Linked DNA regions of Homo sapiens: region 2 is linked to region 1. Evidence: read pairs that join two places in POLR2A ChIA-PET (ENCODE). Cell type or tissue: MCF 10A. All regions are shown on one strand. Each heading gives the region's core, and the rest is flanking DNA. Links, peaks and the distances in the headings are about the cores only. Region 1 overlaps IQCM (IQ motif containing M). Region 2 overlaps IQCM (IQ motif containing M).

Region 1 (15,536 bases), core at 6,708-10,707:
AAATAGTTACTATAGTGAAGCAACATAGCCATCATCTCACATCATTCCCGTTTATTTTGTTTTTGCGACAAGAGCAACTGAAATCTTTAGTGGGAATCCCAAATACGGTACAATTGTATTGCCTGTGGTCCTCAGGTTGAGCATTAGGTCTCTAGACCTGTTCATCTTAAACATCTGCTACTTTGTGATCCCTGAGCTACTTTCCCCCATTTCCTCTCCATCCTCCACCTCTAGTAACCAATTTGATTCTCTATGTCTGTATATTTGACTCTTTTTTTCAGATTCCACATGTAAGTGAAATCATGCAATATTTTTTCTTTCTGTATCTGGCTTATTTCACTTAATGTCTTTCAAGTTCACTCATGTTGTGGCAAATGGCAGGATTTCCTTCTTCTTAAGGCTGAATAATATTCCATTGTATATATATGCTACAGTTCTTTAATCTATTTGTCCAATGAAATATATTAAGGTTGTTTCCATATCTTGGCTACTGTGAATAATGCTGCAGTGAATGTGCACGTGTAGATAATCTTTACAAGGTGGTGATTTCATTTCCTTTGGGTATATGCCCAGAAGAGGGATTGCTGGATCTTAGGGTAGTTCTATTTTTAATTACTTTAGGAAACTCCATACTGTTTTCTAGAATGGTTACACCAATCTAAATTCCCACCAATAGTGTATAAGTGTTTCCTTTTATCCGCACTCTTGCTAACATTTGTTATCTAGACTTTTTGATAATAGCCATCCTAAGGGGTCCGAGGTGATATCTCATTGTGGTTTTGATTTGCATTCCCTGATGATTAATGATGTTGAGTGCATTTTCATATACCTGTTGTCCATTTTTAAATCTTTTTTGGAAAAATGCCTATTCAGGTCCTTTTTTAAAGTGGCCCAATTTAATCTTGTTGTTATAAGGCCTTGCTCTTTGTCAAATAACAATATGGAGATACATTAACCCAGAAACAATGCCTTGTTTCTTATAACACCTCAAGTCATTAATTTCCTTTTAGCCATGTTGATTATTCTTCTTATAATTTTAACTGGATTTTGGCAGCTGGTTATGTTTTTGTTTAATAACAACTATAGGACCTAAACAGCAAAGATATACTACCCTATCTATAAATTATTTCTTTGTATAATGGTGGCCACAGTAAATCTATACCTTTTATTTATTAATTGCAAAGTCATTTTATACATAAAGATGGATCTATACAACCAATCTATATGAATAGTGGTTTATGTTAATTTAAATATCATTATCAGAACTGATTACACTTTAATGTAAAAAAAGTCAATACTGTTTGTCTTAAAAGCAAACGTGTTGCATCTAATTTATTTCAAATACGATTTTCCCTCAGTGCTGGTAGGAAATTGGTTCCAGAATCTCCCTCGAATATGAGAATCCACAGATGCTTAAGTCCTTTATATAAAATGGGGTAGTATTTGCATATAATGTATACCCATCTTCCCATATACTTTAAATCATCTCTAGTTTACACGTAATACCTAATACAGTAGCTACACACCTCTTCATTCATGTGGATTCAACATAGTACTTGTGTAGCAAATTCAAGTTTTACCTTTCAGAACTTTGTGAAATTTCTTTTTCTGAATAGTTTTTATCTGCAGTTCCTTGAATCCATTACCAGGGAACCCACAGATACAGAGGGCTGACTATATTCTGTATATTAGTGGAACCCAGTTTCACCCATCCCTTCCCTCAATGCTTTGGTCTAACAGTAACTTTGAGTCTCTTGGCATGATATATAAGGTAACACACTACACCCGAAGGAAATGAGCCCAAGTCCAGTCTTTTGCATGTTCTAACACAACCATAATTAGTTTCCTGTAACTTATAGAATTTCAAAACCATGGTACATTACTATCATATTAATTGAAAATATATTAATGTGACTGTATGTTTTGTATTATAGTAAATGGACATCCAGCACTCAAACGAGCTAACATCCGGGTTGTTGGAAAGTTGGTGGCCCGATCCATAAGAGAAAGGAAAATGAGACAACATTATAAGTCATGTAAAGTTGAATGATGTTTCCAACATATTATTACCTGTAATAGTTAAACTTCTCTACCCAAAGAGACAAGTTAACACTGGAGGTGGATCAATTCTGTATGAGTAGGAAGAAAGGATAAAAATCTTTGAATATAGAAAGAACTTTGACAAGTTTATCTATAATTTCTAGTATTTTTGGATGAACACCATTCATTTGATCTCCTTCATAAAAAACATCTCTTTTATCATAATGAAGTAAACCTGCAGAGTGTCAAGTACTCCTTTCATTAGACTATAATTTATGTTGTTCCATTACCAATAACAACCATAAAGAAACTTTAAAATTCTTATTTCTAAAACTCATGAATCTGGTATACAATACTGTTGGATTCACCTTTTTTGTTCTTTAAAAAGGTAACAGTGTGATGTTTCATTGAAATCATATATGTCAAAAAATTTCTTTGTTTTCCATAATGTCCTTTATTATGTAAAGTTTTTGGAAATGGTTGTTTTAAACTGTGTTAATTTTTGGTAGAGTCATGGTATTATTTTTCCCTACTCATTGCTCATTCTGAAGTAAAAAGGTGAGAAGCAATATACAGTATTCCTGAGTATTCCTGAGTTGATTTGCCTTAGCACTGAAATAATTTTTTTTTTTTTTTTTGAGATGCAGTCTGGCTCTGTCACCCAGGCTAGAGTGCAGTGGTGCAATCTCAGCTCACTGCAGCCTCCGCCTCCAGGGTTCAAGCAATTCTCCTGCCTCAGTCTCCCAAGTAGTCAGGACTACAGGTGCATGCCACCACACCCAGCTAATTTTTGTATTTTTAGTAGAGACAGGGTCTCACCATGTTGGCCAGGCTGGTTTCGAACTCCTGACCTCAAATGATCCGCCTTCCTCAGCCTCCCAAAGTGCTGGGATTACAGATGTGAGCCACCGCACCCAGCCCCAATGCTGAAAGAATTTGAAGCAAAGTTTTCTTAAGAATCTTTAATTTAATTTTATCCATCCATCTATCCATCCCTCTATTTTGAATGGAATTAGAGAAACAAGTGAGGAACCATAATCGAAGGAATAGAGTCTATACATAGCATAGAGGCTAGATATGAAAAGAGCTGGGAACTACATGACAAGTGTCCCATTGTTTCACAGCTTTTATTCTGCATCCATTACTTCTGTAATAGTCTCTTTGATTTTAAAACAAACAAAAAACTCTCAGGTTATTTTTATGCAATTGAGTTTACTATAAGAATATCTATGGAAGTTATTAAATCTTTAGAAAAGCCAATTACAAGAATCATGTTAAGTCAGGCCTCACCAAAACCAAACTCAAGGTGGACTAAAAATCATGATGAAGCGCTAACCAGAAAATTGTAACAAAAAAACCTTTGAGCAGGGCAAGGAAGTGATTACTAGCTAAAGCTAAAATGTGGAATTTGGCTTACCTGTGAAATTTAATTATGCATATTCTCCTTACTGATAATTGAATTTTATTTTAAAGGTAAAAGTATTTTTTGTTTACATACTGAAAAAATAGAAAATGCGCAACTTTTTAAAAAAGGGAAAAATTATGCAAGTTGAATATAAGCATGATTACAAGTCATCAGCCTGCTCCTTTTTTAAAACATAATTAGGATAAAAATTTGCCTACATTTCAACCACTGCTATTCCAAAAACATTAGGAGCAAAATCATGGAGTTAAAATGAAAGGCACTTACAAACTTAAATATAAGATTTCTTAATGAGTGTTGTGTAATCACTATTCCAAGTAGTAAATATATTTATAAGAGAAAATTAATAATATCACAATTACTTTATACAAATATAAAAGTTGTTCTGATTATGACAGTTTGGGACAGGATGTGGAAGTTCACTTTTCATTTAATAAAATGTGATTGTTCTTGTTTCAGGTTTTCTACATTTGACTCCTTGATTTTTAGCAAGTTGAAGTAAGGCTACTGAATGTCTTTTAGAGGTGTGATCCTACATTAAGTTCAGTGACAATATTTCACTCTAGAGCTGTAGAAGACAGTGTAAGGTCATGGAAAAGAAGCCTTCACTTTTCAGTAGTCAGTTTCTATATAAAAATTGGCACTTGGTGCTCATCAAAGAACAAGAAATATTGGATATGCTCTAAATGTCCATTGTGTTTTTGAGCCAACTACCTGATGGAAGTCATCACTTATATGTAAATGAACTGTCAATGGCTTGCCACAGTTGGCAATCACTGGACTGTGAAGGGTATGTCTTAATAAAAACTGAAGCTCTTCACAGACTTTGATTTACTGGAAATAAAATAGAAGAGTCCTCTGAGACTACAAAGGACACTTGTTTCAGATAAAACATCTAGACAGTAGCAATATATTTAGGGCTTTTATTATAGCAAAACTGCAAATTAGAATGGAGTGGTGAGAAAGTTCCTGTGACCCAGCTGAATTCTAAAACACTGCTTCTGACTGCAGTAATATGATCTTTAAAATAGCTAAGCCAAATTAAATAAAAGTGCATTAAGGAAAAAAACAGAAACAATGCAAGGTCAAGATTCAGGTTTGTTACATCTCTTAAATTGTTTATGACTTGTGTATTACATCTTCTTATGTATCTATAATTTTTTTAATCAGTGCAACTATTAGAATAGTTGAAAGCCCAACTTCTCTGGTCCTATAACATGGACTTCTCACAATATTCAAATTTAAGAGGATTTTTCTTTCCTATTCATTCCTTTCCCCAACTTCCATCCCAAGCACAAACACAATTGAAACACGGAATTCTGTGTAACTATTAATATTTTTATTGTTTAATTAATAATAATATATTTGTAAAATGCTTTTGAGTTGGCAGTATACTTTTGCACCAATATGAAGCAGCTTGAATATGTAGATCACATTTTTATATTGACTACTTTCTCCCAAAGCACAGTATGTTCACAGATGTACATCAGTCAGGGTAGGTTAAAAGTGTTAAACGGCAATCCTAATAATCCCATTGCTCACTTTACATTCCAGTGTGAATAGGCAGGGACTCTGTTCCATTTTTTTGTTTTCAAACGGAGTTTCACTCTTATTGCCCAGGCTGGAGTTCAATGGTGTGATCTCGGCTCACTGCAACCTCCACCTCCCATGTTCAAGCGATTCTCCTGCCTCAGCCTCCCGAGTAGCTGGGATTACAGGCATGCACCACCACACCCGGTTAATTTTGTATTTTTAATAGAGATGGGGTTTCTCCATGTTGGTCAGGCTGGTCTCGAACTCGCGACCTCAGGTGATCCGCCTCCCTTGGCTTCCCAAAGTGCTGGGATACAGGCGTGAGCCACCGCGTCTGGCCTCCGTTCCATTCTTCAGGGCCAGCACTGCAGCCTTTGCACTCAGGCAATAGACAAAAAAGAGAGATTGTGGAGAAAGCTGACTTTCTTAACCACTTCAATCTGAACTTGGAACTTATCACTTCTACTCACATTCTAGAGGGGAGAACTTGTTAGCTGGTTCCCTCTAAATTATAGAAGTCTAGGAAATGTGGTCTAGCTTTGTATCAAAGAAGAGAGTGTGCCAATTTCTGCCAAAGAAAATGAGTTTAATTCCTCATTATTTTAGGAAACAAGAAATATTTCAAATAGCTTCACTTAGATTGTCATAAATCTGGTTTAAAATTTTTATTATAAAAATATCCAAACAATCCAGCCTTTCCTAGTTTCTTCTAGTTTCTTCCTAGTTTCTTCAAGATTTTGATAATAATTCCCTTGCACAATTCATCAGGAATCCTGAAAACAGCTAGCATCAATGTAAAGAAAACATATATTTTTTAAAAAAGTATTGATAGATACTTTTCCTTCTGGAATGAAGAACTCTGGGTTTTATTTTTGTTTATTTTTGTTTTTTGTTACTCAAGTACAAATTATGTAAAGTAAATAATTTTCAGTAATATGCTGATAAGAATAATTTTTCTTAATGAAAATAACAACAACAACAACAATTTTCGGTTTAGGAAATAGGCTATCAGAAACAAATACTTCCAAAACAGTGGAGAGGGACACAAAATGATATTGTCTCCAGATTTTTCTATGTAAATAATCAAGAAAAGAAAGGCCAATAAAACTGTGATAAGGTATGACTGTCTTACACCTCAGAAGTAATTCTTAACTTTATTCTAATAGGTTGAACAATTAAAAATTCTCTCTCTTCCCTCTCTTTTATGACTTGGAAACAAGTCAGGGGAAGGAAAAAGAGAAACCTTAAAGAAACAAAATTCTAAATAGATTTGCTAACAGTTTTGAACAAATGTGCTAGTTTAAATCTGCTGTCTTCAAGATTGCAAGATCTTTCTGGAATAAACCCTTAAACTTCCAAGATTTGGGATTGTTAAACAGATTTCATATTAGATATTTTTAAATTTGCGTGTCTCCTGATTTTTTTGGAGAAGTCTGCATATTTTGCTAATTTTCCACATTGTAGAACACGTATTTTCAATGTAATAATGATAATATTACACCAAACACTATTCAGCCTTCCTCACCCCCACAGAAAACTTTGCTTTAGAGCTTGGTTATGTAGGGATAAAGGGCAAGCACAGAGCATTCATCCTACTGGTATACCGCCTGGTATGGGGCCAGGTTCTGAAGTCAGCAGCTGTGGGGTGGCTTTCTGATTCAGTTTCCTGATTTTGGCAAGTGAGTTATGGGGTAATACAAGGAGTATTCATGGAACACCTCTTGCAATCTGTTTCTTCTGCAATCGCAACAATTTTGAGTTGTCTATGTGTCTTAGTAAATATCTTTCTGATTAATACAGCTAGTGTTACCCTGTCTTCTCTGAGAATCCTGACTCATGAGTTATCTTTCCTTCCTTCCTTCCTTCCTTCCTTCCTTCCTTCCTTCCTCCCTCCCTCCCTCCCTCCCTCCCTCCTTTCCTTCCTTTCCTCACTTCATCTTTTCCTCCCTTATTATTAAATAATGCTAGTCAATAAAGGCTCTACTAATAAAAATATATTTAAAAGTTAAGGTGCAGTTTTCAAAATGAAGACTTTTGAGGTACTCCATAAGCATATGCCAGATATCAGATATCCTGGTATGTCACATTGTTCCAAGCAATCCTAGTTCCACTTTTCCTCTGCATATTACTGCAGCTTCATCTTACTGGCAAGAATATTTGATATCCTAAATAGTATTCCTATAAGTGATTCTCTATACAAGAAAAGGCAGAGGTATCAGAAATGTAACTTTATATTTGATAGCAGCATGATTATTTATTTATTTATTTATTTTTGAGACGGAGTCTTGCTCTGTCATCCAGGCTGGAGTGCAGTGGTGCGATCTTGGCTCACTGCAAGCTCCGTCTCCCGGGTTCACGACATTCTCCAGCAGGATGATAATTTTATAAAACTCCAGAGGCTTGACAGTTGCTTATAATTCACAAAAATGAAAAGATGCAATAGGAAGATATTTATCAATTTAATCTCTCTGAATTTTGACAACATGTATATTAAAGACTAAAATATTTGTAAATTTAGTAGTAAATTTAGTACAATTTCAATGATAATGTAGTTATTCTGGAAGAAACGTCTCTCATGTAATTATATGACTAACAGAAGAAATATCGGGACTTTGTAATGTGTGAAATATGATTATAATGAAAACTGATGTTGTCTTATGCATGTGTAGGTTCTATAGATTTTCACTGTAAACCAAGAAACACGGCTAATCTGTAAAAGAGCCTGAAAACATGCATCTTTAAAACATCACCAGCTTTTTGATCTCAAATAGGTGATTTTCTTGATAAAAGTGTTTTTTAAAAATAAAATTCTCCTGTACTAAAAGAAAAATACCAATAACAAAAAAAGACTGTGAGGATAAAAATGTGAGTAACTATCTTATAGAATGGAGTAGCTGGAGTAGGTATTACTTATCTAGTCTAAGGCCCTCATTTTACAAAAGTAAAAGCTGAGATGAAGAGGGTAAGTAAAGTCATTCAGCAATTTAGTGCCTGAGCTAGAATTGGCATTGACTTCTGATTCCCAATTCAATCTTCTTTATCCTATTTTATATACCTTCCCAGAAGACAAAGTGAGTGTGTATTAGTTAACTAGAAGGAAGAAGGATCTACAATGCAAGCCCAAACTGGGCAACAACACAAAGAAACTACACACAACCCATGTGATGAATGCCTCTTTCTGACTTCTTCAATAATTTCCCTTCCCATACACAGAAAAATCTCTCTGGTGTTCTTGCTTGCATCTCCCTTTTCCTTGTGCTTTAGAATAGGTTAGATAATTTGATCAATTAAGTTGGTTCAAGATGCTAATGAATCCTCATGGCTTCATGTATCACCTTGTTTGCATTTTAACAAGGCCTGTCAACTCATCGTGTATGACTAATGATGAGAGCTTTAGACATCTCACATCTTGTGCAACCCATTTCAGGGGCATCCTGGTAATCTTCATGTCATATGGATTGACTACTAATATTATAGAATTATAAAAGCCTCCCTATCTATACATTTTATTTTGTGTGTTTGTTATGACTTTTTTTAAGTGAGCTTCCCTCCTAGTATGCATCTTGTAACTACATGATTACATCAATACATTATATTATTTCAGGTTTTATGTAGGGAAAATACTTGTTTAATTTTAGATCCCAGGCTAGCTAGCACAGAATCTCTGCATTAAACAGCCACAAAGAATTACATTTTTTAAAAAACCTCATGCTTCTTTTAGAAAATAATTTACCAATTCTTCTCAACTCTTTTTTCAAAATATTTCTGGATTTGTCCCTTTTTTTTTCATTCCAGCATTCATTCTGCTAGTCCAGGTCCTTCTAAGTCTAGACTACTTGATATGTCTCAGAATTGTCTCAGATATAAATATCCCCATTCTTCAATTCATCTAGCATTGTATGGCCCTCCTACTCAAATCTGTTCTATAATCTCTCAATTATAACTGTCTAGACCCTTAGCTGAAGTTCAAATCTTCATGCTTATATCCTATGCTGCTTACAACGTATCTCCACCTTATTGACCAAACTGCTTACCACCCCAAAAAAGCCATATTCCTGACTTAGTTCATACCATCAACCCTTCCCTCCCATTTATTTTCTCCTTGTCTGCTGAAACTTTAGCTTATCTTTCTAGGCAACCAGTCCTAGAGCCACCTTCAAAGTTTTCCCAGAAAACTAAGTCATCTTCAGTGCTTTCATTTCCCTTCTGCCAGCGTGAATTTGTCTGCACCATTTATTTTTGTTATTAAAGCTATGTTGCACTTCTTACTTGCGCTGGTCTCACTTTGCTTCAGAAGCATTACTTTTTTTTTTTTTTTTTTTTTTTAGCACATGCATGTTTATCTCTTTAGTTCTTCTGTGAGTCATACAGATGACTAGGTCCCATAGGAACACAGGAAAAAAAGCAACATGTTGCAGACAAACGTCAAAATTTTTAACTCACCAGAAAAACAAAAGAACAATTCCTGAGAACAATGATTATCCACATGCCTAACACTAGTGCAAGCTTTCTAGAAATTCTTATTGAACTAAGATCATTTAAACTAGACTAGTTTACAAAGCAGAGTAGACTAGCAAGGGTATTATCAAGAAGCAAAAGGCTTTAGTTTTTTTTATCCTACAGCAATTTCTAGAAAATATATAGATAGTAACAGGTCATAAAAAGACTAATCAAAAATATATCATCTAAATTGAGATCATTGTGAGTGTAAAAGGAGAACCAAAAGGAACTAAAATTATGTATTTATTTTTCAACAAACTAGTTTTATTATATTGGTGAACCTGTACAATAGTCAGTCACATCCAAAAACATTACAAAAATACAATTTTTTTAAATAACATACATCTATAGGCCTTAATGTAATATAGAAAGATGTTTTCATTGAATATTTAAACATTAACAATTATATAAACAGAATAATTATTTTTGGTATTATAAGGGAGAAAAGGGGATATGTTTTCCCCACTCATCACAAGGTTTATGGCATACACCCCTATAACAAAAGAAAGATTAACAGGAGGAAAGCATAACACAGTCATGTAATCAAAGTTTTATGTGACATGGAAGCCTTCAGAAATGAAGATCCAAAGACCCAGGGAAAACTGCATTTTTATTGTTAGTCTGAGGAAAGAAGTGGATAGTCATGAGGAAGCATGATTAGACAAAGGGGGCTATGATCTAATCATGACAATAACCTGGGGAGAACTCAGCAAGGCCTGTTTGTTCAGATCCTCCTTGGCCTTGCTTTGTAGCACTCCCCTCCCCTGGTACAGGGCAGCAACCCTCTAGAATGATAACCTTTTGACTGACTTTCAGGAGAGGTAGGTCAGAGAATTCCTTTATGGCCAGGCTTCACACAGAAAGGTGAGGGAAGGTCAGAGTGAACTTCTTGCTTCTGTGACTTCTGTCAATGTGCTGTATTTTGAGATATCACATTCTGAGCCTTGACAGTATAAATTCCCATTTTTAAATCGCATAATTTCATGAATTACTTACCTGTAGCCCTTTAATACAATGTCATTGGTATGTTTCCCAGATATGGTCTCATTTTCATTTTTTTCATAAAATTATGTACAGTATTATTCTAAGTTGCATTTGATGGCTAACAATTTTAAAATTGTGACACCTTTAATTAAATCTTTTCTTTAGATTATATTATTTTTAGCCAAGAAGCCAAAAAAAAAATTTTTATATGTGCAGTAAGTTCAGAGCAAATTCTGCTAAGTGAAGATATTCTTAACTGTAAATATTTTGTGTGTGTTGATATATATATATATATTTCACCCCAAATGTTTTCAGAGATATTCACTTTTGGTGTCCTGTTAAGGTATATTCTTCAACAAATATTTTTGCATGAAAAAAGTATATCAAATATATATATATATATATATATATATATATATATATATATATATATATATATGTATAATTTGTTGAATGTTTTACCAACTTCAGGTCCTGCAAAATCATTGGCACTGTCAGTTGCATTGCATCCAGAACATAATTTGTCCAATTAAATATTAGAACTCCAATAACATAGTGCTTCTACCAGTCAACATACTTCAATGTGAAATTACAGAATTTCAGAATTACAGCTTACATGCCGTTAAAACTACTATTGTTTCATTTGCTCACTTCTTCTATTGCTTTTATGGGGATAAATGTCAGTGTCTTTCTGTTTCCAAGAATTGTGATTTAATAAAATATTTAAAAGATGGAATCTTTTAGCAATGATGTTTATCATATATTTTTATTAAGGGTTTTATATTGATTCTGAAAGAAAATGAACCCCAAATCTAAAGGACTCATGAAAGGTTCAATATCATTGTAGGACTCTTCAGTTGAATTACACAATAGTTCTTTAAAGGAAAGATATTTCTGAAATATTTTTCAGATTGATGATGGGCAAGAAAGAGAGAAAATGCTTATTGCCATGCTGAAGTATTGCTGCATTTTCAATCTCATCTTCATGCCCTCAACTTTGTAGTAGTTATTCTAACTCTGTTTACAAATATGTGTATGTGGGTTTGAAATTTAACAACTCCAGCTTCTATTTCAAGTTATAGAACATTACAGCTTGTTTGTATGCAATTAGGAATTATGTATGCACTACAACCAATTTTAGGAATATTTCTGCCCTAAAGATTTCTTGATTTTATAAAGACATTGTTTTTACCAAAACACCATTCTTCACAAAATTTATACTATTACCACTGCAAAAACAAAAATTTGATTTTCTATGTTAAACTTTTAAACTAAATTTACAAGTGTTCATTAACGTGTCAAATATGTCACTTTTAAGAGAATAAAATTCCTAAAAACTTTAATTTCATGAAATATATGAAAATTATTAGTATTATTAGAAGTATCTTAATCTATTATTGTTCTCTAAATAGGATCTGATTATGTTAATGTAATCTGATTTGTGTAGTGTCTTTCTGCCAAAAATAGTTAACACATAACAGCTATTGCTTAACCTGGAGAACATGTTAAAAACAAACTTGAGGTTTTGCTGGCAAGATGGCCGAATAGGAACAGCTCCAGTCTGCAGCTCCCAGTGAGATCAATGCAGAAGGTGGGTGATTTCTGCATTTCCAGCTGAGGTACATGGTTCATCTCATTGGGACTGGATGGACAGTGGGTGCAGCCCACAGAGGGTGAGCCGAAGCAGGGTGGGCATCACCTCACCTGGGAAACCCAAGGAGTCAGGGGATTTCCCTACCCTAGCCAAGGGAAGCCGTGAGGGCCTGTGCCATGAGGAATGGTGGACTCTGGCTCAGACACTGCGTTTTTCCAATGGTCTTCGCAACTCGCAGACCAGGAGACTCCCTCCAGTACATATGCCACCAGGGCACTGGGTTTCAAGCACAAAACTGGGCAGCCATTTGGGCAGACAATTAGCTAGCTGCAAGAGTTTTTTTCATACCCCACTGGCACCTGGAATGCCAGTGAAAGAGAACCATTTACTCCCCTGGAAAGGGGGCTGAAGCCAGGGAGCCAAGTGGTCTGGCTCGGCAGGTCCCACTCCCATGGAGCTCAGCAAGCTAACATCCACTGGCTTGAAATTCTTACTGCCAGCACAGCAGTCTGAGGTCGACCTGGGACACTCGAGCTTGGTGAAGGGAAGGGTGTCCGCCATTGTGAGGCTTGAGTAGGTGGTTTTACCCTCACAGTGTAAACAAAGCCACCAGGAAGTTCAAACTGGGTGGAGCTCACCACAGCTCAGCAAGGCTGCTGCTGCCAGACTACCTCTCTAGATTCCTCCTCTCTGGGCAGGGCATCTCTGAGAGAAAGGCAGGAGTCCCAGTCAGGAACTTACAGATAAAACCTCCAGCTCCCTGGGACAGAGCACCTGGGGGAAGGGGCGGCTGTGGGTGCAGCTTCAGCAGACTTAAACATCCCTGTCAGACAGCTCTGAAGAGAGCAGCAGATCTCCCAGCACAGTGTTCGAGTTCTAATATGGGTCAGACTGCCTCCTCAAGTGGGTCCCTGACCCCGGTGTATTCTGACTGGGAGACACCTCCCAGTAGGGGCCGAAAGACACCTCATACAGGAGACCTCTGGCTGGCATCTGGGACAAAGCTTCCAGAGGAAGGAAAAGGCAGCAATCTTTGCTGGTCTTCAGCCTCCACTGATGATACCCAGGCAAACAGGGTCTGGAGTGGACCTCCAGCAAACTCCAGCAGACCTGCAGCAGAGGGGCCTGTTAGAAGGAAAACTAACAAACAGAAAGGAATAGTATCAACATCAACAAAAAGGACGTCCACTCAGAGGCCCCATCCGAAGGTCACTGACTTCAAAGACCAAAGGTAGATAAATCCACGAAGATGGGGAGAAATCAGCATAAAAAGCTAAAAATTCCAAAAATCAGAATGCCTCTTCTCCTACAAAGGATCACAACTCCTCACTAGCAAGGGAACAAAACTGGACAGAGAATGAGTTTGATGAATGGACAGAAATAGGCTTCAGAAGGTGGGTAATAAAAAACTTCTCCAAGCTAAAGGATCATGTTCTAACCCAATGCAAGGAAGCTAAGAACCTTGAAAAAAGGTTAGACGAATTGCTAACTAGAATAACCAGTTTAGAGAAGAGCATAAATGACCTGACGGAGCTGAAAAACAGCACAAGAACTTCGTGGAGCATATACAAGTATCAATAGCCAAATTGATCAAGTGGAAGAAAGGATATCAGAGATTGAAGATCAACGTAATGAAATAAAGCAAGAAGGCAAGATTAGGGAAAAAAGAATGAAAAGAAATGAACAAACCTACAAGAAATATGGGACTATGTGAAAAGACCAAATCTACATTTGATTGGTGTACCTGAAAGTGACGGGGAGAATGGAACCAAGAATGGAACACTCCTCAGGATGTTATCCAGGAGAACTTCGCCAACCTAGCAAGACAGGGCAACATTCAGATTCAGGAAATACAGAGAACACCACAAAGCTGCTCCCTGAGAAGAGTAACCCCAAGACACATAATCGTCAGATTCACCAAGGTTGAAATGAAGGAAAAAATGTTAAGGGCAGCCAGAGAGAAAGGTCAGGTTACCCACAAAGGGGAAGCCCATCTGACTAACTAAGTGGATCTCTCAGGAGAAACTCTACAAGCCAGAAGAGAGTGGGGACCAATATTCAACATTGTTAAAAGAATTTTCAACCCAGAATCTCATATCCAGCCAAACTAAGCTTCATAAGCAAAGGAGAAATAAAATCCTTTACAGACAAGCAAATGCTGAGAGATTTTGTCACCACCAGGCCTGCCTTACAAGAGCTCCTGAAGGAAGCACTAAACATGGAAAGGAACAACTGGGACCAGTCACTGCAAAAACATACCAAATTGTAAAGACCATCGACACTATAAAGAAACTGCATCAACTAAGGGACAAAATAACCAGTTAGCATCAACATGACAGGATAAAATTCACACATAACAATATTAACCTTAAATGTAAAGGGCTAAATGCCCCAATTAAAAGACACAGACTGGCAAATTGGATGATGAGTCAAGACCCATCAGTGGTGCTGTATTCAGGAGACCCATCTCATGTGCAAAGACACACATAGGTTCAAAATAAAGAGATGGAGGAAGATTTACCAAGCAAATGGAAAGAAAAAAAAAAAAAAGCAGGGGTTGCAATCCTAGTCTCTGATAAAACAGACTTTAAACCAACAAAGATCAAAAGAGACAAAGAAGGGCATTGCATAATGGTAAAGGGATCAATTCAACAAGAAGAGCTAACTATCCTAAATGTATATGCACCCAGATTCAGAAAGCAAGTTGTTAGAGACCTACAAAGAGACTTAGACTCTTACACAATAATATTGGGAGACTTTGACACCCCATTGTCAATAATAGATCAATGAGACAGAAAATTAACAAGTATATTCAGGACTTGAACTCAGCTCTGGACCAAGCGGACCTAATAGACATCTACAGAATTTGCCACCCCAAATCAACAGAATATACATTCTTTTCAGCACCACATCGCACTTATTCTAAAATTGACCACATAATTGGAAGTAAAACACTCCTCAGAAAATGCACAAGCATGGAGATCTAAACAAACAGTCCTAGACCACAGTGCAATCAAATTAGAACTGAGGATTAAGAAACTCACTCAAAACTGCACAACTACATGGAAACTTATCAACCTGCTCCTGAATATCTACTGTCTAAATTACAAAATTAAGACAGAAATAAATAAATTTTTGAAATGAATGAGAACAAAGACACAACATAAGAATCTCTGGGACATAGCTAAAGCAGTGTTTAGAGGGACATTTATAGCACTAAAGGCCTATTAGAGAAAGCAGGAAAGATCTAAAATCGACACTTTAACATCACAACTAAAAGAACTATGGAAGCAAGGCAAAAAATTTCAAAGGCTAGCAGAAGACAAGAAATAACTAAGATCAATGCAGAACTGAAGGAGGTAGAGACACCAAAAACCCTTCAAAAAATCAATGAATCCAGGAGCTGGTTTTTTGATTAACAGAACAGATGGACCGCTAGCCAGACTAATAAAGAAGAAAAGA
Region 2 (15,536 bases), core at 3,918-7,917, 390 kb before region 1:
CAAGCAATCCTAACATATAGTGCCGCACATAGAGCTGAGGTTATTACTGTTCTGCTACTTCCTCTTGGCTCCTGTTACCCCTGACAGTGTATGATACAGGCCAGCAAGCATCTGCCCAGGGCTGCCAATAGAGCTCTGTGATGATCACTTTAACTCTCTTTTTATGTGGATAACACAGAACACTTTTAAAGATGGGAAGGTCAGAAAGGGTGGAAGATCCAGGAAGTGGAGGAGGAATATTCTCTAGTTCCATTTTGCTTTAGGTCATGCCCACATGACCTTGATGCTATGAGCCTGGCATTTCCCTACATCTCCTTAGTAACCTGACCACTGTCTGAGAAATATTAACATAGAAAGATTTTTGGGCAGTACCCTGTAAGATATGTCTGAGGTATATATGAAACTTATTAGCATTTCTTGGTGCAAATAAGGCAGGATACTTTGTTAAAGAAGACCAGAGAATAAGGGAGGGGGAAAGTAAGTCAGTAAGAGACAACTCAACAGAGTGCCTTTAATTTAGAACTGAAGAGTTGAGTCTTAATGCAGAATGTATTACGGAAAAAAATGTTGAATATGTGTTTTAGGAGATGATAACCAGATGCCACTTGAAATTTGGGTTTCATTTGGTTCTTTAACTCTTTTTAGGAATAAATTAGAAATAATTTATGTTTTCTTCACTTACATGTAATGAAATTAATATAAATTATTGTATTTGAAGTTTTTGTCCAAAGAGCTTCTATTTACTTTCCAGCTCCATAACTCTTTACCCTAGAACTGATGGCCTTAATTCCAGCTTCTCTCCTCTTCAGCTTCTCCCCTCTACAGCTTCTCTCCACTTCTTGGCACTCTAATCCTTCTCTCCATCTGAACCTGTTTACAAGCAGGTTCTTTCCACAGAGGCACTGTTATTCAGACCTTTATTTGTTTTTTGCTTAGCTGTTGTATGTTTACTTTTCAGCAAAGAAATTCTGCAAAATAAAACTTAGGAAGAGCTCAAATATGTAAAACAGATAAGATCTGAGCCTCTGATTGAAAGAAGGAAGCACCCCCAAGGCACATGAAATTAATGAAGCACATATTTAAAACCACTGCCTTAGCCTGGCTTCCATTCACTTATTTCTCTTGGAGTATTTCTGTTTTCAATATTATTTTCAATAATACAGTGTAAAGCTTTATCTTTTTAAAGGGAAATTCATACATTAGTGCGCTAGCGGTAGGGGGTGTTGGTGGTTTATGTTGGCTTCTATCACAGTGCCTATCTTAACTGACTGTCAAGGCATTTATTTACACATTTTTTCTAGCACTAGACTCTTAAGCACTTGGAAGACAGAAATAGCTAGTCTTACTTATTTTAGCACATTTAGCATCAAAACAGCATCTAGCACTTAGTAGGTACTTAAAAAATGTGTGCTAAACTGACTCCCATTGTGTCTGAGGTGGGGCTTTTGTTACACCTGTCAGGCATTTACTCTGATTACATACACAGGGTTGGCCTTAGCCATGTGGCCACACATCTTTGCTTAAGATTATCTTTTAACTAAAATTTTGTGAAGCCTCTCTGAAGAATGTAGCCTATTAATGGGAAGGATGTAAACCCTCTGAGTATGGCCAGTTGTTTTTATTATCGTTATGAAAAGCAAATGTTTTTAAGCCCCTGGGTCTTTTCGGATACAGAAAATACTTACTCAACAATTCTAATTAAGAGATGGCTTATTCTCTGTCATAGTTTCCATAACTAGATTTTCTTTTTGTATCTTCACTTCAGAGGCTCACTGGAGCAACTATGTAGAACCTCTAAAGTAGTAGAGAAATCTGGTTTTATGAACCGTCATCACAATTGTGTTAAGCTGATGATATATGAAAAATGAGGTTTTTTTTTAAAAGATAAATGTGTGAAAATGTTTTAGGCTAGTGAAATATTTGGGATTAGAGCTACTCATATTTTTTTTCCTATAGGAATGTTAGTATTTGCACTCATGTCTTAGATGAGTTTAATATGACCATTTCAACCTCTTCATGAACTTTATTGCAAAACATTTATTATTACTTGTAATGACTTACTATTGCTTTTGGGAACTTTAATAACATGAAGAATCCTATGTATGAAAATATTTTATTAACTGCAAACATATTAGTTAGTTTTGGATAAAAAGGAATTTTAATAAGACAATTTACCCAAACTGCATTAGGAAGTTATCTTTGTGATTCTGAAGAAATGAGGGTTGACTAAAAAAAAAAAAAAAATTATATAAACACTGTTGGGGAAAAGTTTAGCCCAATGATGGTAATGCAATAATCTCAAAAATAATACAATTTCTCACATTTATTGAAAGCTTATATGTTAGGTGCTGTGCTGTTTTGTAACAGTGTTTAAGTTAATCTTCAGACAAATCTCTGTGACATATATTATTATTATCCTCTGTTTACAAATAAGAAAAATAAGGCTTAAGACAATAAGGTTCATGAGCAAACTGGAATTCAAGCACAAAATAGTGTGACTCAGGAATAAGAGCTCTTAAAAATCATTCTATATACTATCAATATGTATTTACAAATTAAGTTATAAGTATAGTTTTCATAATAAAGAAGGAACAGACCTTGGCAACTTCCGCAAAATAATAGGTGAAGTGCACTTGAATGTGTAAAAGATGCAAGCTTATATTCTTACCCCATTATGAACAAAGAAAAGAGAAGCCTCAAAGATTATTGACTAGATGGAGCTTTAATAAAAATGTTGTTTGATTTCTTGTAATTTTTAGACTCATTTGTGGGATAGATACATGTCCTTGGAAATTATAAAAATAAATGATGCTAGCATTGTCTTTTCTAAGGCATTGAGGTATGAGTTATCTTGTGCTATCTTGTGAATTTCACTCTTGTTCAAGGGCCACTTTTTAGTGATGGTAGAAAATCAGAACAGCTACCTCAGTGCCTCAAATGACAACAAGGGCTCAGGACTGCCAGCTGGAAGTCAATGTCCACATGACTTCATTGGAGCCATTTCAGGATCTATGTGAAATTGCTGCTTTCTGACCTTGGCTGCCTTTCTCTGCTCCTTTATGAACAGTCTCAGGCCTTGTTCTGCTCAGTAATCTCATGGCCTGACTGTAAGGGTATGCTGTGACAATACCTTGATATGTCAAGATCTGCTTTCTGGCCCCAGCAAGGCCATTAGCGCTACTAGAGCGCATATAGTTTCTCCACGGTCCACAGGTGATGGGTGGCACTTGTGGACAGGGGAAATCAGGGACTAATCAACAAAGAGCCCAGCAAGGAAGAAAATGCTACTTTGGGAATTTAACTCCTCTGTCGAAAGCTAATTCTAGTTACAAAGGGGGAAGTCGAAACAGCTGCATCAGCACATTAAATGACAACAAGGGGCAGGATTGCTGGCTTAAAATGCAAGTGTCAGGGAAACGTGCGTATCTCACCAGTGTGACCAGCCAAGTTTCAGAGGAATTTCCAGTACTCATGAGGTGTACATGGCACTGGGAAAAGCAGTACATTTGTAGAAAAGAGCAGCAAGGAACTCAGGAGCACAGTGCCTGTGCAGAGCCGCAGCACTGCTGTGTGACTTCAGCAGGCTGTCAGGTCTCTGCTTCTCAGAATTTGCCTATAAATGAAGACTAGAACATCTCTAAGGTCTTGTCTGAAATAAGACATGATGGTTTCCACAAAGCTACATTTTGAACAACAACAAAAAACCAGTGACTTAATATATTAATAAATTATATTGCTTGTCATGTGTCATGCACATGACAATGTTGTAATTATAAGTGATTGTAATTAAAGTAATTGTAAGGGATATTTGATTAGTCAGAAAAAGGGAATTAAAAGAGGAAAGGACTGTCATGAGAGAAGGAAAAGGAGGGCAGGTTGTGAAGTCACACCTAGGAATAGCTTGCTGGCTTTCCTCCATGAAGTAAATGCTCTGGCTAGAGGCCTCCTCAAAGCAAAATTGGATTTTGGTTGAAATTTGATGAAACAGTTTTAATTCCAGAACTCTTGCCCTTTCCGTGTGAGGACAGTGCTTCTTTTGGCTTGAATTGGAAAATTAATGTGAACCGGGCTCCATTCCTCAGGACCTCATTACCCTAAGGTAACAGCTACCTGTGGCCTGTGAGTCTACGTGGTGAAAAGCAAGGAGATATTTTGTGCAAGAATAAAGAGAGAGTGTGGCCTTCAATAATTTATTATGAAATTTTCAAACACACAGCAAACTTGAAAGAATTTCGAATCAATGCCCATATACTTACTACCAAGTTCTTACCATTAATATTTTACTGTACTTGATTTGTCACATACCCATCCATCAATCAACATGCATATCATTAGTTAGAATTAATTATTTCTTTATAGTTTTTCTTCTTTTGATGTAAAATGTACATACAATGAAATGCACAAATCTTAGGTGTACATTGAGTACACTAATGATAATATATGCCTGTATAATCCAAATTCCTATCAAAATACAGAACATTCCCATCACTCCAGAAATTTCCTTCATGTCTCTTCTCAGTTAATCCATCATACCTTCCCACAGAATAATAACTGTTTTGTTTTTTCCACCATAGATTAGTTTTACCTGTTCTAGAACTTTGTATAAGTGGAACCATATAGCATGTGCTTTTTTGTGTAAGTCTGCTTTAACTTGGCATAATATTTTTGAAATTTATCCGTAGTGGTGTACATGTCAGTACCTCTTTTTATTGCTAAGTAGTAGTTTATTGTACACATATAACCACAGTTTACAAACTCTTCTGTTGTTACATATCTGGGCTGTTTTCAATTTAGAATTATTATGAGTAAAGCTACTGTAAACATTTTTGTACAAATCTTTTGTAAACATACATTTTCATTCTCTCTGGTAAATACCTAGGATTGGAATTGCTGGGTTGTAGGATGGGTGTATATTTAGCTTTAAAAGAGATTGCCATACCTTTTCCAAACTGATTATGCTATTTTACATTTCCACCAGCAATACTTGAGGGTTCCAGTAGCTCTACAGCCTCATCAACACTTGGTGTTATCAGTCTTTTCAATTTTAGCCGTTTTGGTGAGTGTAGTGGTATCTCATTATAGTTTTGATTCACATGAAGATTGAGTTTTTAATTGCTTAAAATTTGAGTGGGTGAAGAGTAGAGAAAACCTTCATAGTAAGAGTACTAATAGAGATAGAGTTATAAAAACAGAGAGCCCACTGGCCAGACTTTGAATAGGTAATATATTTAAATTTTGCTGAGTTTGAGTTAAGAGGAGGAAGCCAAGAAACACTTATAAGTGTCAGGATCCACTGATACAATTCCATTTTTAGTATTTGTGCTGCTGAAGCAAGCACACAATCAGCTAATAATAAAGAAAATATGTAAAGAGGAAAACTTAGACAAGGCTGAATGAGAATGATGTAGTCTACATGCTGTAGAATTGTATACATAACCCTGGTTAAAAGAAATTAAGAAACTTAGGCTGGGTGCTTTCGGTCACACCTGTAATCCCAGCACTTTGGGAGGCCAAGGCAGGTAGATTGCTTGAGCCCTGGAGTTCGAGACCAGCCTGGGCAGCATGGTGAAACCCCATCTCTACAATAAGTACAAAAATTAGCTGGATGTGGTGGTGCACGCCTGTAATCCCAGATACTCAGAAGGCTGAGGTGGGAGGATTGCTTGAGCCTGGAAAGCAGAGGTTGCACAGAGCCAGAATTGTGCAACTGTACTCCAGATTGGGCAACAGAGGGAGACTCTGTCTCACAAAAAAAAAAAAAAAAGTCGAAAGAAATTAAGAAACTTAGAAAAATCCATAGACATGTGTTTTTGAATTTCAGTGCTGCTTCTATTTAATAAATTTATTGAGGTATTTTATTTTACAGTTATAATTTTATCAACAAGTTGGAAGGTAAATACTCTTGAGGAAATGTACAGCTTCATACATTAGTCATCAAGTATGGAAAACACAGACTTGTTAATAACTTTTGTGCCCAAAACATGTTGTTATATCTTCTATACAGTAACATTTAAAGGACTTTCAGAACTGAAGGATGTTTCTGTTTTGTATATTTTCTTTGTTTTTTCTGGACTGAAGTAACTTAGGATAACCTATCTTATCACCTGACCATTACAACCTTATATTTCTTCTTAAAAGCAAAATATTATGTTAAGAGATCATTGTATTTCTTTTGCTTCCTTTTATAATGTCAACTTGTAAAATTTACTTTCACATTAACTGCTTAAAAAATGTTTCTCTGTTTGTATATTAGGTCCTACATTAGAGATCACCAAGCAAGACTTTTTTCAAGAAGCAAAAACTCTCATTGCCCAACATTATGAGAAAATAAATGAGGTTAGTCCTTTGCATTTATCTAATGTTACATTTTAAAATTTTTGCATACTACAAGGATTCTCCCAAAGGATTGCATAAACCCTAAGATATGATAGAATAAATAGAAAAGAGAATAGAATTGAAGAGAAAAATGAAATGCTCACTAGCTATAAAAATTGATTTCAAATGACATTTTAAAATAAGATTTTTTAGTTGTATGAATTTTAATTATACAAATGTGTTTAATTTGTACATTTAATACAATTTAAATTTTTTTTGAAGAATTTTAACATAAATAATTGGATTTATCATGTCACATAAATATCCCTTTAAATGCTGTTTAGTCGAAGCTAAACTAGAAAATAAATTGTGAGATGAGTCTCTTCTATACCCTTAGCATGATTACCTTAGCATGATACATTATATTCCATGTATCTTTTTGCATTAAAATTGTCCGTTTGCTGGTCTGATAGATCCTTGAGGGCATAGAATATTTTTTGAATGCTGTATCTCTAGCAATAATGATTGTTCCTGGCTCAATAAATATTTGCTGAATGGCATATATTTCGAAAGTGAGAAGAAGGAGTGAAAGGGAAAGGGATAACAAAGAGACAGAGGAGGGTCAGCACAGGGTGACATTTTGGAGGAGAGCATCTATAGAGGAGGTAGCAAATTTGGGGAAGGGGCAACTATTGTGACCGTTGGGCCTTTGGGAAGACAGGTGAGGGGAGGGTAACTTCGGATGGTTTACTGTGTGTCAAATGATCCTAGTCCCCTGCTAAATACTTAAAAATTTTTTTAAACAAAATTTTAAGTAAGCTTTTAAATATTTTTCAATATTTCTTGCAGATGGGGAGGAGGATTCTAATTTTTACTTATGTTTCTTTTGAATGGTCCTTTATGCCAAGACTGGCCATACATACTTTTAATCATGTAATCAACATTGTACGCATTGCTTAACTAATTTTTCCTCTAACCAATTTAAAATGATTTTCAATTATATTAATTTCACTGGTGGGAACATGGGATGAATGTTTCACGGTCTTCAGAGTTAGACAGATGTGCCTTAGAAACTTGACCTGTTTAAATTTTTATCTAATAATAACAGTCCAATGTTCCATCTTCGGTTGCCTGGAAAAATGTAATACTAGCACACTAAAACCTCCTTATTGACCTTTTGAGTCAGCAACAATTTGAATTTTTCTAAACCTTTTTTTTGGGTGTGTGTGTGTTGTTGGGGGAATAGGGAAGAACTATAGCTCTCTCTGTGTGTAGAACAGTTATGCTATTTGGATAATTACCTGTCAGAGACCTGGAGCTGTATTATTTCTCTGTTGTTCAAGGTGGTCAAAATAAAGAAGCAATTATGATTAAAGGATATGAAATGTATGTTGTATTACCAGTATGCTCTTTTTGAGAGGTTACCTCCATGTATGTTCAGTTATTTCTGGTTCAGCAAAGGAAGAGATTTGGGGGATGTTAGCATTTTATGGACATCTGAAAGTTCTTCAAAGATGGTTGAAAATAATTTAATTCTTACATGTCTATTTGAAAAACTCCTATTTTACAGTAGACTTGAAACCTGTAATTAAAAATATCACTTTGGGGAGAAAGTTGCTATTTTAAAATTTACATTTCTTTCAAAGGGGAATATAATCCTTATGCTTGTGAAGGACTTTTAGAGAGTGACATAGAATAACATCTGATTTAGCTGGTTACTGTCATTTGTAATTTACATTAGAGTAAATGTCTTATATAGCAAGGTACTTTGTAAAATGTATGTACTAGAGGTGCAATTTCATGAACTTATTAATAAAATATATAACTTTATTAAATAATGCATACTAAAATTAAATTTTGCCAAAATCTATTTTTGTTTTATTCATAGAATAAAGTTCAAGGTACTTCTATAAATGTTTTTAGAAAGAAACACCAAAAACCGAAATCTGGCAAATACATACCTTTGGAGATTGACAAAAAGGTAACACGTGATGTGGTGCAAGAACATCGGGCCGCACTCAGAAGGATTTGCTTTCCCAAGGAGCTTTCCAAAAGCGAGCATCTTCAGGAACCCCCACAACGAATCTCCTTCAAGGAACCACACATTTTTAGTAGAAGAGAAAGATGCAGGCCCATAGATCTAATTACAAAAGGTAAGTTTTTGGTGGAGTGAAGAAATTCAGCAAACTCACGGACAAAACTATTTGTTTCTTATGTGCCTGTAATGGAATTTTCTTTTTCAAATAATTCCCTGAACTTTAAATCTTAACAATGAAAGGTAGGGAGGCCTGATTATTAGAGCTGCTAATCTCTGGGCACCACCAGAAATTGAGATGAACCCATTCTAAAGGGAAAGAGAAATTTAGGGGAACAAAACTTGTTAGCCATGTCTTCCAGAAGTGATCTTCTTCCTAGTGAAAATCCTCAGAGACTGTTTATTTCACAGATGCTAAAGCAGCCATGGACGATAGCCCTGAATTCTGTTTTTGAGCAGGATCAATAGGATAGGCAACTTACTCGTGAGCGTGTTTCCTCAAAACACTAAAAAGATTTTTGGAAGCTATAGAGTTTTCCCTTAAAAGAAATTGTAAAGGTTTATCCTCTATCAGTAACATGGTAGGTGTAAATTAGAGATCGCTTTAAGCAAAGTGATATTGTTTTCCTGAAAATAATGGCTTGAATACATGACTGCTTATAATACATTTCTAGTATAGCTTTCACAGCCTCATCTTATTTTTTTCCTCTTACGTTATTTCTAAAGATGTTTATTTATTCATACACTCATTTGTATTTTTCCTATTCAACAAAGAATGACTGCTCTGTGCCAGGCACTAAGTTAAGAGCTGGAGAAACAGCAATTAAAAGGCTCAGAGAGTAATGGTGAGGATAAACACAGGGTAATTTCTTACTATACAGTGTAACAGTTGCTGTAAGAGGGTGAGTGTGAAGCATTATGGAAACACTGAGGAGCAACCAACCAAAGGCCAGAAGAGATTTCTCCTGAAAATTTATCAGAAGAGATCTCTTTAGAACTGGGTTTTCAGGAGAAGTAGGATGGAAACAGAAGATGCCATTCTGAGTCGCAGGAACAAAATGTATTAAAGCTCTGAAGGATGTAAGAATATGATATATTTTGGGAAGGGAGAGATGTGGTAGGAAATAAATTTTGGAAGATGGGTGGGCTAGAGTTTGAAGGGAATATAATAGTAGACCTAGAATTTGAACTTATGTTTAATGGAAAGACATGATGATTTCAAAGCTGTAGGTGGGGGAAGAGGTGAGGTATAATCAGATCTTTCTGTTAGAAAAATAAAACTGGCAGCAGAAACTGTAGAGAGAGTGATGACAGAGAGCTAAGTGAGGAGGCTGTCCAGGTGAGAGATGACAGGGCCTAAATTAGGGCAGTAGGGAAGCATAAAGTGTGGAGGAGGGCTGTTCCATCAGCATTTCTCAAAGCATGCTCTTCAGAATGTTAGTCCTGAGTGATTCAGTGACCTGACAAAGGGTTCTTTGGTTAGAAACATTTAAATAAAATACACGTTATATTCCTTATTGGAGATTCGTATTGATTATCAATATATTGAAAGGTCTAGGAAATACTGCAGAAAAGAAATCTGTTTACTGTTTTTAACCTTGCTACCCCCAGTTCATTTGGCCAAAGAACCCCCATTTTTTTTCCACATTATACCAGTTAATGTCCTTGAGACTAGTGTTCTTTTTAATACATTTTGATAAATTCAGAATTAGTGGATTATTTTAGGATGAATTAACTGGTTTTTGAAAAATCAACTGATGTGTAATGAAAATGAAGATGATAAGATATTGAGGCTTCTAGACTGAGAAACTGGACAAAAATCCTTAGGATGGGGTAGAAATTTAGAGACTATCTCAGTCTGTTCTTGCTGCTATAACAAAATGCCTGAATAATTTATAAACAGACTAAATTTATTTCTCATAGTTATGGAAGCGGGAAATCCAAGATCAAGGTACTAACTAGCATGTGGTTTTGTGAGGGTCCAGTCTCTGCTTCCAAGATGGCACCTTGAATGCTCTGTCCTCTCGATGGGACAAAAGCTGTGTCTTCACATGGTGGAAGGGATGGAAGGGAAAAGGGCTAGCAGCTCTCTGAAACCTCTCTTATTAGGACATTAATTTCCTTTATGAGGGTGAAGCCCTCATAACTTAATCACTTCCTCAAAGGTCCTATCTCTTAATACTATCACATTGGATCTTAGGTTCCAACATGAATATTGGAGACATACAAACATTTGAAGCATAATAAGGGGAGGAGCAGATTTTGGACAAGTGGGGAAAGGGATGGGGGAAAATAACGAATTCAGTTTTAGACCTGTTAAGTAGACACACATGTGGAGATAGCCATTAGGAAGTTGGAAAAGGAGACCTAGCACTTGAGAGGTACGTGAAGATTGAAGATAGATGTGAGGGATCACTACCGTACTGAAATTGTGGGGCTCATGCATTTCTTCACCTAACATTTGTTTAATTTAACATGTGAGGTATGAGAGACAAAAGATATGCTGCTTCCCTTCAAGAAATTCAAATTTGATGTATATAGTTTTTGCAGTGGCATTGAAGGACAATAAATAGACAATTATAGTATGACTCATACTGTAATAGAAAGTAACTCTACTGCTTTAAAGTGAATAGGAGGATATCTGATTCAGATTTAGGTGTCAGGAATAGATTCTCAGGAAATTTAAAGTCTTTGGTAAATTTTGAAAGATAAATAAGTGTTAACTCAAAAGAGAAAGAAAATTCTATCTAGCTAGAGGGCCTAGCATCTACCTGACAGTGGATCTCTGAGAAAGTGATTATGATGTTTTTGACAGAATTAAAATGATTTTACATGACTAGAACATGAGGATTGGGGAGTGATTACAGATAACAGACTAGATACTGAACAACACTGAATTTTAACCTAAAAGTTATGAGAACAATTTAAATGTTTTAAAGAGAAGTTGCAGTGATAATATTTGCATTTTAGCATGTTTACTGGCTGTAGAGATGGGGTATGATGGATTTTAGATGCATAGAGACCAATAAGGAGATAGTAATTCACACGGGGAAAGACAACTTAAATGAAGGTAGTAACACTGGGGATAGTGTTGGGAGAGATTTTACACACATTAGAAAGGTAGAGTTATTTAAACTTGGTCAACAATAAAGTAAAGCATAAGACACAGGGAAGAGCTGTGGTAGTGGGTTAGTGGTTTACACTAAGTGGCAGCATGAAGCCAGGTATAGCAAATTAGAAGGTTGGAGATGCATCTTATATAATGGTAAAAACTGCCACCACCAATAAGTTGGAATCTAGACCATGTACCTACTGAGCTTTGTAGCTTCAGGTAAAGAAGTTGGGAAATTCATTATTAAGACATATTGCTGGTTTCTGGCTTGCTTTGGGAATTATTATAAACATGAGATAAACTGAGAAAAGTCCTGGCTAGTCTACAATTAGAAATGAATGGGCATAGAGAGATACTAGGTACTTAGGGTCTTGGTTTTGAGCAAATATCTACTAATACTTAACATTGCAGCAAAAAGCATATTAAAAGTACATCTTTTACCACACAGCCCGTTATCTCAGATACCCTCATGGCAGTCATTATTGAGAGACTAATCCAAGGGGTAAAGGAAACAAAGATGCAAAGGAGATTTTAGAACCATATATTAAAAAAAATGACTGCATCCTGGCCAGCATGGTGAAACCCTGTCTCTGCTAAAAATATAAAAATTAGCTGGGCATGGTGATACGCTCCTGTAATCCTAGCTATTTGGGAGGCTGAGGCAGGAGAATCGCTTGAACCTGGGAAGCGGAGGTTGCAGTGAGCTGAGATCGTGCCACTGCACTCCAGCCTGGCAACAGAGTGAGACTCCATTTCAAAAAAGGTAAAAAAAACAACAAAAAAAAAAACAACAAAAAAAGACTTTGAGTGTGGTTATTGTCAGGCAGAATTAACTGGAAGCAAATAGATTAAAAAGCCTAACAGATTTTTTTAGAGAATTTCATTTCCAGAGAAACCATAAACCTTGATGTAATTGAATGTTCAAAAAGTAAGATAACCTAGATTTATCAGGAAGTGGTTGACACAAGCCGTACAACCTCCAAGGAGGGTAATAGCAAGATGTGTCCAAGGAGCAAGTAAAAGGCTTCTCAGAGAGTAGATCAAGAGGCCACTGAAAAAATGAAGAGAGCGCGTCCCAGGACAAAATCATTGTCTATTCAAGGAACTTCCCCACCTCCAGGTTAGGGGGCCTTCTCAGTGACTTTCCAATAGAATTCTATAACATCTTTGGACTGGTGACTATTATGTTTACTTTCTTCCCTTTCACTAATGGAGTTTTTACTGAGGTTATCCTATACCTGCTCTATTACTGTATGCTATATGCTTTGGGGAAGATGGAGATATCTTCTGTACTTGGGTCTCATATTACTGGACCGTAAGGAGCCACATCTGAACTTGTTGGATAAAACTGCACAGCAGCTGGAGGTCCTGCTCTCTGAGCTGGATGTAGTGCCTAGGGGGAACTTTGGGTTGTCATCTTTGGGGAGAGGAAAGGTGTGTTCTGTAAAGGAACAAGAAGGAATGAATATTTAGTGTCCTAAAGAACAGACTGTAGCAGAGACGGGATAGATGCTCATCAAACTTGTATCCTTTTCTTCCTTGGTACTTGGAAAATAGATGGGGCTATGTGATAGATTTGTCTCAGTGGATTATAGCTGGAAGTGATGCACATAAAATGCACATAAGTGATTCCCATAAAAGTGTTATGTGTTCTCCTCCCAATGTGGCTCCCCACATTTTCAAGTAGGAGGACTTCTTTTCAATATTCTTAAAATAATTAAACAGTGGTAATAGTACTTTTAATATGTGTTGATTAAAAAACTTAGTTCAGATATTCAGTAAATATACAAAGCTCAGTGCAGAGAATACAAAGGAGAAAAAATGGACATAAATTGTGTCCTCGTGGAACCTGTGGTCTAGCTAGGGAAACAGATATCAATTAACAATCACATATATACAGATTGAGAGTACATCACAAGTAAATTGGACATGGACTGTGTGTCTGCAAGACTTCCCAGAGGAAATGATATTTGAGCTAAGATATAAAAGATGCATAGGAATTACTCAAAGAGTGGGAAGTTTGAGGCAATTGCAAAACCATTTTCAATGACCCAAGGTGTGGGGCACATGGAAGAACTTTCAAATAAGTGAAAAAAGAGTTAATGTGATTGCAGTTCTGAGAATCAGCTGGAGAGGAGTGAGCTGAGACTGTATAAGAACAGAACCTTTTAGTCAGTGCCGTGCTAGCACATGTTTAACAACTGGCTCTGGTGAGGGGAGGGAGGAAGTCCTGGTTTGTAGTTTTTACTGATTTCCATGGTGTAAATACTCTTAACATAGCCAATTTCAAACTACCAATAGTGGTACCACTGATTACAGGAGTTGGGAAGAGATGTACACAGTCAGCTCTCCTGAGCAGGTCTGAGCTTGCTGCAGCACACCACTGCATGCAGGCCGTGTCAAACACTTCTCATTCATCACCTGAAATCCTCTTGGGCTCATCTCTTATTCCAGGCACTGCAGCCACTGCTAGGGTTACTGGTCCTTGTTCCATACTTCCTGGACTCCTTCCTGGCTTGAGACATTCATAGGACCAGCTTCAGCTGACACATAAACAACCAGGAAGGGGGGATGAGAGCCAGTGGATAAATGTTTCCTCCCTTCTGTCCCTGGGCAGAAGGGTCTCAATAACCTTTTATAAAGCTTCTCAGAAGGTTTCGGACAGTTAAGCAACCAGTATCTTATAATGATGGTCAACTCAGAAAAAAATTTCACATTAGTTTTCCCTTCTTGCTTGTTTTATTTTCTCCTCCTTCATTTCTAATATCACTTTAAAAATACTGTCATAAAAATATTTTGATGGCAGAATTGTCAGTACTTGCTGAAAGATTAGGTGTGGAGTGTAAGGGAAAGACAGCATGAAGGATGACTCTTAGGCTTTAGTCCTGATGAACTGGAAGATGAGAACTGCTACTTTCTGAGATGGAGAATAGAGAGATGCGTTTTAAATGGGCAGAAACCAAGAATTGGGATATGGATATTTTAAGTTTGAGGAGGCAATTAGACATGCAAATCAAAGCATCAAATAGGTAGTCCATTATAAGTAAGTGCAGACTCATGGGAAAGGTTGGAGTCATTAATTTATAGATAATATTGTCCAGTAGACATGCCACATGAGCCACATATAATAAAAAATTTTCTAGTGGCCACTTTAAACAGTAAAAAGAAACAGGTAAAATTAATTTCTATAATATATTTGGAGCCAGGCGTGGTGACTCACACCTGTAATCCCAGCACTTTGGGAGGCCGAGGCGGACAGATCACTTGAGGGCAGGAGATCAGCCTGGCTAACATGGTGAAATGCCATCTCTACTGAAAAATACAAAAATTAGCCAGGCTTGATGGCAGGCACCTGTAATCCCAGCTACCTGGGAGGCGGAGGCTGCAGTGAGCCGAGATTGCACCACTGCACTCTAGCTGGGAGACAGAGGAAAAAAAAAGATATATAGTATCTCAGTAATTTTTACATATATATATGTAAAATTATTGAGATATTATATATTTTTCATATTAAATCTTCAAAATCCAGTGTATATTTTACTTATAGTGATGCTTAAATTGGACTAGCCACATTTCAAGTGCTCATAGCTACATATGGTAATTGGCTATCATATTGGACAACACAGGTATAGATATTATTTACAGTCATAGACTTAGATAAGATCATTGAGGAAATAAATGTAGGTAGAAAAAAAATCCAAGAACTGAGCCCTGAGAATTTCTAACACTTAGAGGGCAAGAAAAGGAGTATCCAGCAAAGGAAGCAGAAAATGAACAGGAGCCAAATCAGGGGAGTGGGAAATATATTAGTCATATTTCAATTAAGGAGTAATGCATTAGAAAGGAGCAAGGACAGCTTATCTGTTGTCCCAAGAGAAAGGCAGGGACATGAGTGCAGATGCAGGTGGATTGATAGAGCAGGTGGTGAGATTACTTCAATTTTTTTTTCAATGAAGTTAGAAGTGAGTTATTCACTTGAGGGTAGGATGGGACCGAAAGTGTTGGGGTTTTGAGGAGCAAGGAGAAGGGTGAAATAATCAAATTTGGAAAAATGTGAAAGTGAAAATATAGTTT

The links. Peaks named below come from ENCODE experiments on the same cell type or tissue, not always from the same donor. Only the 100,000 strongest peaks of a DNase experiment are listed, where the experiment ranks them.
Region 2: POLR2A ChIA-PET joins it to region 1 with 5 read pairs; 1 of 35 experiments calls an interaction of 5 or more read pairs at or near these places.

The regions. Positions count from the first base shown.
Region 1 is chr4:149,338,465-149,354,000 of GRCh38, reverse strand. It overlaps IQCM (IQ motif containing M), which reads left to right. Exons shown (of 14, transcript NM_001363507.2): 14 at 1,935-2,292. The coding sequence ends at 2,050. Among named protein-coding and RNA genes, the nearest start is that of LINC02355, 190 kb to the right of the region's middle. RefSeq lists an enhancer at 11,858-13,057. In MCF 10A, for the core only: no CTCF peak of the experiment used is centred there; DNase peaks (open chromatin) are centred at 8,380 and 9,390.
Region 2 is chr4:149,726,176-149,741,711 of GRCh38, reverse strand. IQCM (IQ motif containing M) reads left to right here. Exons shown (of 14, transcript NM_001363507.2): 4 at 6,254-6,336; 5 at 8,204-8,468. Among named protein-coding and RNA genes, the nearest start is that of IQCM, 82 kb to the left of the region's middle. In MCF 10A, for the core only: no CTCF peak of the experiment used is centred there; a DNase peak (open chromatin) is centred at 5,701.